Linked DNA regions of Homo sapiens: region 2 is linked to region 1. A link is an interaction called in ENCODE POLR2A ChIA-PET data of the cell type or tissue named here. Cell type or tissue: CD4-positive, alpha-beta T cell. All regions are shown on one strand.

Region 1 (5,000 bases):
GCTCACTTGAATCTTTATTACACATTTCAAAGTCAAAGCTAACAACAATAAAAAAAGGTTACAGCCCAAATCAAATCACTTTTAAAAAACAGTAGCGGTCTAAAGTTGCATAGGATGAAGATAAGAACGGAGAATGTAGAATGAGCACTCCATAGACTCATGTGAACCATAACAAAGAAGGAAAGAATCACCAGGAAAGAATGATGCAGGGTTTCCTGGGAGATGCGCCCACCTGCTCTGGCTTCAAATCTCCCTTTGCCTGGCCTGGCTTGACACCTCCACCCTCCAGCCCCAGCTTTGATCCCAAAGCCAAATGAAATCTGGTCTTTCTTTGGGCAAAGCATTTAGTGGCAAAGAGGAGACTGCCTGACCTGTTCTGATTCCCACTGGAAGCCACTGGAAGAGGAAGATAACCTCAAGGGCCATGGAGAGTTTGTTGTTGGTTTTGTACTCTTTTCCTTAATTTGAAGTAGTCTGCTCTGAACAGAAAACAAAGGGTGAATCGGTATGTTCTACGTCAGAGAGAGCAGGGGCAGCCTACTGACCAGATTTCACTATACATTGAAGACATATATGAATTGGTTGCCACTATTTACAAATCAAAAGACTTTTGATTAAAAATATAGGTTCTAATTTCTTTTGAAAAACTGGCAAATGTGCTAGCAATCAGCCTGTGATCCTACACGACAATGATTAGCCAGAATAAATCACAGTTGTCCCTTCAGAGAGTGCACACTGGCCCCAGTATGCCCCTGGTCCGGCAGGCCCCAGGGTGGCCCAGCTCTCAAATTTTTTGCTACAATCTTGTACCTCCTCTGAGCCAGAGCCTCATGACTGGGGTAGGGAAAGAACTGCACTTTTTACAAGGAGATAAATATCTCCAACAAAAAGCAAACAAGGCGTAAAGGGTACCCGGTACAAAAGGCAACACAAGCACCAATGGTCCCAATTTAGTTATCTGGCTCAGTCCAGGGACTTCTACCAGGCAAGTCCTGATAAGGGGTCACCTGCCACTGGGAGTCAACAACCTCAGAGGATCACTGCCCTCAGCAAGCCCACCTGGCCTTGAGAGTCTAACCTCATGCCCCGCTCCAAACTGCTCCTCTTCATCCTTCCTTTCCCAGGCCCAAATCTTGGCTCCTGAGAACTCCCATTTTCCGCCCAAATTTTCTTGTTCTAACCACCATGATGGAAAAAGTAGCCAAATGTCTCTATGCAGAGGAAGAATCAGGAAAAGGCGTGCATGGGGGAAAAGCCTAGTTTCCACAGATGGTGACACTGTAGCTGTCCTTTGTGGTCTGGTGTTCACTTGCCCTGTCTCGGAGCTTCTCTGGGATGATCCAACACAGCTTCACCATGAAACGCCATCAGTTGTGCTATTTTTACAATATGAAAGGGAGCTCTAGGTATGGAACTCCATTTAGAATAATTGCCTTGGAGGAAATAAAAGTTTAATTTAAAAAAAGGATAAAGATAGAAACCAACTTCCTTTTGGGAAACAAAGAAATTCAGCCTAAAATGCTACCTCTTCCACAGAGCTCTACCTCACGGAGGGGGGCATACTAGGTAAGAGACTGGTTCTGGAGTCACTAGACATGGGTTCAAAGGAAGTCAAAGTGTCTTTGTGACCTTGGATAAGTTTCAACCTCTGAGAGCCTCCGTTTCCTCTTCTTTGAGATGATATTGAAAGTAACGGCCCCCCAAATCTGCTGGGAGGGAGGACCAAATGATAGCAGCACAAAAGTGCTTTGGATACCGCCTGACACACGGCGAGGGCTCAACACCCACAGGCCATGATTATGACTGCACATACCCTGACCCAGGCACATCCTCTCCCCAGGCATACCTGACTGCGGGGAGAAGGGTGACAGTCAGAGGATGTCCGAACCAGAGGATTCACTCTAGCCAAGGGCAAGAATGGAGAGCCACCCAGGGCTCCTGGAGCAGGAAGGCGGCGTGGGGGCTGTCTCAAGATTGACGTCACTCCAGGTTTGTTCCTGGGCTACCTTGCTGTCATTTGAAACCTCCCCGCAGAGGGCACTGCAACCTGATGCCCCCAGCGGCACGCTGCTGTGAGCCATCCAAGCCCTCCCATATTGCCTCCCCGATGGGGAAGCTGAGAAGTTCACGGTTCTGGCTCATGAAGCGCTCTCAGAGGAAACGTGAACTCAGCCCTCCCCCAGGCGAGTGGGGAGGAGAGTGGCAGGTGCTTCAGCCTGCACCCAGCTGCCACGACTGCCATTTAGAGCGGCAGCGTCTTGTGTGCGGGAAAGGGGGACGGGAAGAGATGGCATCTCATGGCAGGGGGCCTGAGGCAACAGACAGGATCCCCCCCATGAAGATGTGGAGGGCTGAGGAAGTGAAAGCTCCAAGGCTCGGCTGCAAGGCTCTCGCCCAGCATGCTGGATGCTTACTCATTTTAATTGGCACCACTGCTGGTCTGGTGACACCCGACGCTCTGCCTTGGTGAGGCCCTGAAAAAGCCAGGGGAATGACTCCAGCGGAGCCAAATGCCCAAGCTCGGTGGGAGCCTGTGAAAATCTAATTGCTGCTTGGTCTCCAGCTGCTACACGGAGGCGTCCCAGCTTGGCAGGGGCCACCTGCTGTGCCAGGAGTGAGGCAAGAAGGATCTGAATCGTGGCCTGGGTTCAGGACCTCTGCTCATGGAGGATATTCCAAGGAAGCCCAGTTTCTGCCATGATAATAATGCCTATGACCGGCTGAGCACTGACCATGTGATCACACACATGCTCTCACTCAATCCCCCATGACGACTCTACTGGTAGATGCCATCATGGTCACATTCTACAGATGAGCAGGCTGAGGCTTAGAGCAGCTAAGCACTATACTCAGCTCAACCACTCCACTCACCATGGTATCACAAGTGACAAAAGCTGTGCAAGCCCCTTGGGCTTCTTCACTCTTTGGCAAGTATGCTGGGGCCATCTGGTCAGAGGCAGAGCCACGGCACAGACATCAGTGATGGAGCGCACACCTCGGGGTGTATTCTTCTCTGGTGCCAGCCGGCGAGGATCTCTCCCAACTCCTCCTGGCTACGGCGGCCCTGCGGCCAACAGCTCTGGCCCACCTTGACTGAGCCTGGTGCCAACTCGCCCTGGCTGCATGAAGACCCTGAAAAGGGGACCAGGGTGCCACATGGGGGCCCCTGCCAGGGGGCAGGGATCCTCCACATTGCTGAGGCTGCACTGTGTCCTAGGGAACTCCAGATGATGTGCCAGGCATCGGCGTGAAGGAGGGAGAGGTCAGCTCTCTGCGCTGTGACCTTGGGCCTTAGCTGCAGGACCTGTCACCTGAAAACCATAAACAACCCGGCACCAAAGCAGAGACGGAGCATCCTGCTCAGACCTCAGCCAGCCCCCGCGAGCCCAATCCTTCCTTCACTCAGAAAAGGCACATGGTCCAGCCCATCTTAGGCAGCAGCTGGCTTTAAAGGCAGGGAGAAGGCAGAGCTGAGTGTGACCAGAGTTACCCTGGGAAATTCCTTGGACTGCCCACTACATTCAGACTCGTCCTGATTCCCTGAATGTGGTGGGTGAGACCACCGCCTGTCACGCGGTGTGGACTGTGGTCTGTCTCTACACTGCTCTAACAGTGGCCCCGCTGACTGTTTTCAAGGTTATTCCTAGTTTCCAGGCTTTAAATACCTCTGCTCATACCTGCCTCCTTTATCAACCTGACACCATGCTGCCTGTGAGTCATTCATTAGCACTGCAGCAGCCGCACTTAGAGCCCAAAGATGTCTGAGTCTTGGATTAAATCCACAATTGCCCATATAAGGAGAAAAACCCAAACCCTCCAGTTTCCTGCAGGGATAAGGCCCTCACATAGGGTTAAAGGTCACAGGCAGCACAGCCAGATTCCTCAGTCCCTGCCTCTGAAGAATGGGTAGGAGTGTGATGGCCTGAACTGTGTCCCCCTCAAATTCATAGGCTGAAGTCCTAACCCCCAGTAGCTCAGAATGTGACTGTCTTTGGAGAAAGGGCCTTTAAAGGTGATTAAGGTAAAACAAGGTCATATGGATGAGCCCTAATCCAATAGGACTGGTGTCCTTATCTGAAGAGGACAGACACACAGACTCAGGGACAATCATGTGGGGACACAGCAAGAAGATAACCATTTGCGAGCCAAGGAAAGAGGCTTCGCAAGAAACCAAACCTGCTGACACCTTGGTCTTGGACTTCCAGCCTCCAGACCTGTGAGAAATTAGATTTCTGTCATTTAAGCCACCAGTCCATGGTGTTTTGTTAGGGGTGCCCAACCAGACATGGAGCGTGGAGGTACAGTGCTGAGAAGGCCTCAGCGGCTGCTGGGCCAAAACAAAGGCCAGGCTTGATGGTGACTCAGCCTTAGAAAGCTTGCTTCGTTCCCAGTAGCCCATGCTCATGTCGTTGCCAACTCCGCGGATGGCCTGCATCTGCATTCTGCCAACTCCTTAGTACTTCAAAGGTTTACAGCAACCAAAGACAAAGGTCAGTGATGGCAGCCACCAGGACACTCAGCTGTGCTGAGAGCAATGGGACTCAAAGCAATGGTGAGGAGAGGCGGCAGGAGGGAGGCTGCCCACCTCTAACTCGGGCCCTTACACTGCCACTCCCATGGGCTGCGAGGCCCCAGAAATCCAAGTACGTTGATTCTGACCACTATTTGTTGAGTACCTGCATATTGTGGGCACTGAGCTATGTGATACAAAGACAAATGGATGGGCCAGGCATGGTGGCTCATGCCTGTAATCCCAGCGCTTCAGGAGGCCAAGGCGGATAGATCACTCGAGGTCAGGAATTTGAGATCAGCCTGGCCAACATGGTGAAAGAATGTGACTGTGTTTGGAGAAAGGGCCTTTAAAGGTGACTAAGATAAAACAAGGTCATATGGATGAGCTCTAATCCAATAGGACTGGTGTCTTTATCAGAAGAGGACAGACACACAGACTCAGGGACAATCACGTGGGGACACAGCAAAAAGGTAACCATTTGGGAGCC
Region 2 (5,000 bases), 320 kb after region 1:
AGAGAAATGAGGGTACTCATGTGTTCCAATGTAACCATATTTCTGATACCTCCTGGGATCGTCGGTCTCATCGTCTGCACTGTTGCTTTCAGCCTGAAAGGGTGAGACACATGATCACATCAGGGAGTCTTCCTGCATTGCAGCTGGATTCAGTGAGCATTTACGGTAGACACTGTGACATGCCATCTGGATCCCCCTTTGAGGAAGGACTAACAAGCCCCAGCTGCTGGGACAGTGGTCAGCAGACAGACTTCAGCCGTCAGCCCTTTTAGGGGTTGCCTCAGCTGCAGAGAGCCTTTTGCTCAAAGCCATGCCCTTTCCCAAGGTGCCCAAGCACAGTGAGTGATCCACGTAGGGGTATAGAAGCCTGGCCACCTCTGTCACCATGGGGCAGCTCTAAAGGCCATTCCAGCTCCAGGGCTGTCCTTGGAGTTGGCTGAAACTGGCATTCGCTCTGCATCCCTGTTCACTTCTCCCTATTCTCTTTCATGCTTCCTTCCTATCCTTTCTTCCCCCCTTTCCCTGAGTGCTGGTTCCAGTGGCTCTCCCCCAGAACATCCTGCATACTAAATTCCATCCTGGAGTCTGCTTCCTAGCCATCTGCAACATCATCAATCCCCTGGAATCAGACAGATTCCTGCTTGGAGGTGGAAAGATCCAAGACTGGGTCCTTTGCCCCTGTTTAGCTGTGTGACAACCCAAGTCACTCAGCTGCTCAGAGTCTCCCATTGGTCAGATGAGAGGTGGGGATGTGACAAGGCAGGCTGTTTAGCACAGTGACATGAGCACTGGCTTTAGAGTCCACTGAGCTTGAATTCCATTTCCACCACTTGTTAGCTGATGTCCTTGAGCAAGTGACCTCACCTCTCTGAGCCTTTGTCTCATCTGTAAGATGGGAATGATAGAAAACATGCCTCATGGGACTTTTCAAATAACTAAAAGTAGAATGTCCATTCAACCCAGCAATCCCACTACTCGGTATCTACCCAAAGGTAAAGAAATCATTCTATCAAAAGACACCGGCACTCGTATGTTTATCGCAGTACGATTCACAATAGCAAAGTCATGGAATCAACTTAAGTGCCCATCAGTGTGAACTGGATAAAGAAAGTGTGGTATATCTACACCATGGAGTATTATGCAGCCATAAGAAAGAATGAAATCATGGTTGCAGCTGGAGGCCATTATCCGAAGTGAATTAACCCAGAAACAGAAAATCAAATACTTAACATCTGCTAAAGATGGGAACAATAGACACTAGGGACTCCAACAGGGAGGAGGAAGGGAGAAAGGCAAAGGTTGAAAAAATTCTTTTTGGGTACTCTGTTCACTATTTGGGCGACAGGATCAATAGAGGCCCAAACCCCACCATTACACAATATAGCTGTGTAACAAATGGCACATGTGCCCTCTGAATCTAAAATAATAAAAAATTTTTAAAAATGCCTCATGGGATTGTTGTGACTATTTAATGAGAGAGTGCATATTAAAGGGCTTAGGACAGAACCTGAGCCCGAAGCAGACAGTCAATAAATGGTGTTAGAGATTATTTATTATTACTCTTAGGGGAATGAATTCTGGACAAGGGATGTGAAAATTCCAGAAACCCTCGATTGTGACCAAAATGACTGTAAAATATGGAGCACAGCCTGTCACTATATGAATATAAATGGCCTTTGGCAAGAGGTAAGTTCTTTGGAAAGAATGGTCTCCAGCTATATGTCTCAAGCTTCATGGAGAGGGGCAGGGATGAATGGCAGGGAGGAAGCAGGAGGTCTCACCAGCAGAATCCAGGAGCTCACTGGGGACCCATCCCAATTCTTAAAGCATGGGTAATTCAGCCAGGCCTCAGCCTCTTGTGCCAGCTGCCTCCAACCCTTTGGGTCTCCACCACCCAAGTTTCCTGTAGGGTCCGCCGGGTCCAGGATCACAGGCCTGCAGAGCAGCATTTAGAGAGGGACAGGTGAGAAGCTGGGGCTCTGTCTAGGGAGTCCAGATGCTCCTGGGAGAGCAAAATAGCAGCATGGGATGAACTGGGACTCAGAACATGAGGAAGGGCTCCCTGGGGTATGTCCCCAGTGCCCTATTCCCCAGCAGGCAGTGAGCATGAGGAGAAGGAGCCTTGCACTTGCACCTGACAGATGTGGGTTTGAATCCCACCTCTGCCCTTTATCAGTGATGTGCCCTTGGGTAGGTCACTTGAACTCTCTAAGCCTCAGGATTCTTATCTGTAAAATGGGAATAGTTCCACATACCTATCTCAAAGGCTATGCTGTGAGGATAGAAAAAGCCCAGTTATATGAAATGCTCAGCACAGCGACTAGAACATAACATACATATCAGTAATATTGCTAATAATTTTTACTATTATATTAGCATGTGTTAGTCTTACAACAAGCTTTCAATACCTGGGAGCAATTACTATCATTGTTGTTGCTGCTGTTCTTATTTCAGTTCAAACTGCAGCTATTTTACTCATTTTCTGTTAAGGGTTGGACAAGCTCCTTACCTCTCAGAACCTCAGTTTACTCACCTGTAAAATAATTGGCATAGTGCCTGCCTCACAGGGTTGGAGGTAGGTGTTTAAAACAGATGGCAGTAGTAAAATGCCCAGTACAATGATGGGCAACAGGAGATTCTCACTAAGTGGGGAGCCCTCCCACCTCCTCCATTTCCAAGGCACTGTACCTGTATCCAGGTGTTCATTTACATAGGGGAGCTAAGCCATGTGGGGATAGCATACCTGGGTTTCGTGAGCTGCCTTCTCAGGTACTTTTCAATAATGGGGTTTTTAAAGTCATAATACTTTGTCCAGTAGATGCAGAGTTGCTGGTAGTTTATGACTAATTCCAAGACCGTCCGAAATCCCTGGGCTGTGTTGAAATGTGTTTTCATGCTCCCTCGCTCCCAAGCATAGACCGTCAGGAGCTCCAGGGCATACTGAGGTGGCAGCTTCCCAAGCTTCTTCTTACACTGAGAAGAGGAAAAACAATCAGAAAAAAATTGGTTTGCTCAACTTTTGTGTAAACTACACTTCTCATGGGCCAAATCCAGCCTGCCACCTGTTTTTATAAAGTTTCCTTGGAACGAATCCAGGCTCATTCATTTATGTATAGTTTATGACTGCATTCATGCTACAAAGGCAGGGTTGAGTAGTTGCAACAGAGGCTGTGCAGTCCACAAAGTCTAAAATATTTACTATCTAGCCTTTTATTTTTTAAAAAAGTGTACTGGCCCCTTGTTAAGAGCGCTGGATTCTTATTGATGTGGGTTTGAATCCTGGCTTCACCATTGTCCAATTCTAAGTAGATGACTTAGACTCTCAGAGCCTCATGATTTTCATCTGCTAAGTGAGTGGTTGTAATAGCACCTATCTGATAAAGATACTACGAAAATTAACTGAGAAGAAGGACTTGTAATGTTCCTAAGAAATGCACAGAAGCAAATGAAATTCTTTCTGGAGGAATATACATAATCCAAAACCTCAAATTATTTCACACATAATTTTCAAATACAATGACCAGCACATATGTAACCAGGCACACAAGGAAACAAAACACTAAGAGTTATGACCAACAGAAAGAAGAGAAATAGTAATAAACCTACAAACTTTAAATGCTGAAAGACCGAACACAGACTTTAAAATAACTAGGAACTCTACAAGGAAAACTACAAAACATTGCTGAAAGAAAATCATAGATGACACAAACAAATGGAAACACATCCCATGCTCATGAATGGGTAGAATCAATATTGTGAAAATGACCATACTCCCAAAAACAATCTACAAATTCAATGCAATTCCCATCAAAATACCACCATCATTCTTCACAGAACTAGAAAAAACAATCCTAAAATTCATATGGCACCAAAAAAGAGCTCACATAGCCAAAGCAAGACTAAGTAAAAAGAACAAATCTGGAGGCATTACATTATCAGACTTCAAACTATACTGTAAGGCCATAGTCACCAAAACAACATGGTACTGGTATAAAAATAGTCACGTAGACAAATGGAACAGAATAGATAACCCAGAAATAAAGCCAAACACTTACAGCCAACTGATCTTTGACAAACCAAACAAAAACATAAAATGGGGAAAGGACACCCTATTCAACAAATGGTCCTAGGATAATTGGCAAGTTGCATGTAGAAGAATGAAACTGAATCCTTCTCTCTCCCCTTATACAAAATTCAACTCAAAATCGATCAAATACTTAAATCTAAGACCTGAAACCATAAAGATTCTAGAAGATAATATTGGAAAAACCCTCCTACACATTGGCTTAGGCAAAGACTTCATGACCAAGAACCCAAAAGCAAATGCAACAAAAACAAAGATAAATAGATGGGACTTAATTAAACTAAAAAGCTTCTGCAAAGCAAAAGAAATAATTAGCAGAGTTAACAGACAACCCACAGAATGGGAGAAAATCTTCACAATCTATACATCCAACTAATATCCAGAATCTACAAAGAACTCAAACGAATCAGCAAGAAAAAAAAAATCTCATCAAAAAGTGGGCTAAGGACATGAACAGAGAATTCTCAAATGAAGATATACAAATACCAACAAGCGGGGTGGGGGGAATTGGGGAGGGATAGCATTAGGAGATATACCTAATGCTAAATGACGGGTTAATGGGTGCAGCACACCAGCATGGCACATGTATACATATGTAACTAACCTGCACATTGTGCACATGTACCCTAAAACTTAAAGTATAATAATGAAAAAAAAAAAAAAAAAACAAATACCAACAAGCATATGGAAAAATGCTCAACATCCCTAATTATCAGGGAAATGCAAATCAAAACCACAATGTGATACCACCTCACTCCTGCAAGAATGGTCATAATAAAAAATCAAACAATAATAGATGTTGGTGTGGATGTGGTGAAAAGGGAACACTTTTACACCATTGGTGGGAATGTAAACTCATACAACCACTATGGAAAACAGTGTGGAGATTCCTTATAGAACTAAAAGTAGATCTACC

The links. Peaks named below come from ENCODE experiments on the same cell type or tissue, not always from the same donor. Only the 100,000 strongest peaks of a DNase experiment are listed, where the experiment ranks them.
Region 2: POLR2A ChIA-PET joins it to region 1 with 5 read pairs; 2 of 35 experiments call an interaction of 5 or more read pairs at or near these places.

What each region holds. Positions count from the first base shown.
Region 1 is chr12:113,230,479-113,235,478 of GRCh38, reverse strand. All of the region lies in intron 2 of TPCN1 (two pore segment channel 1), which reads right to left. Among named protein-coding and RNA genes, the nearest start is that of TPCN1, 12 kb to the right of the region's middle. RefSeq lists a cis regulatory region at 2,095 and enhancers at 2,011-2,180, 2,103-2,242, 2,263-2,372, 3,441-3,991. In CD4-positive, alpha-beta T cell, a CTCF peak has its summit at 1,970; a DNase peak (open chromatin) is centred at 2,068; H3K4me3 peaks cover 827 bases; H3K27ac peaks cover 440 bases.
Region 2 is chr12:112,914,482-112,919,481 of GRCh38, reverse strand. OAS1 (2'-5'-oligoadenylate synthetase 1) reads right to left here. Exons shown (of 6, transcript NM_016816.4): 4 at 2,744-2,973; 5 at 1,782-1,935; 6 at 1-93. Among named protein-coding and RNA genes, the nearest start is that of OAS1, 10 kb to the right of the region's middle. In CD4-positive, alpha-beta T cell, no CTCF peak of the experiment used is centred here; no DNase peak of the experiment used is centred here.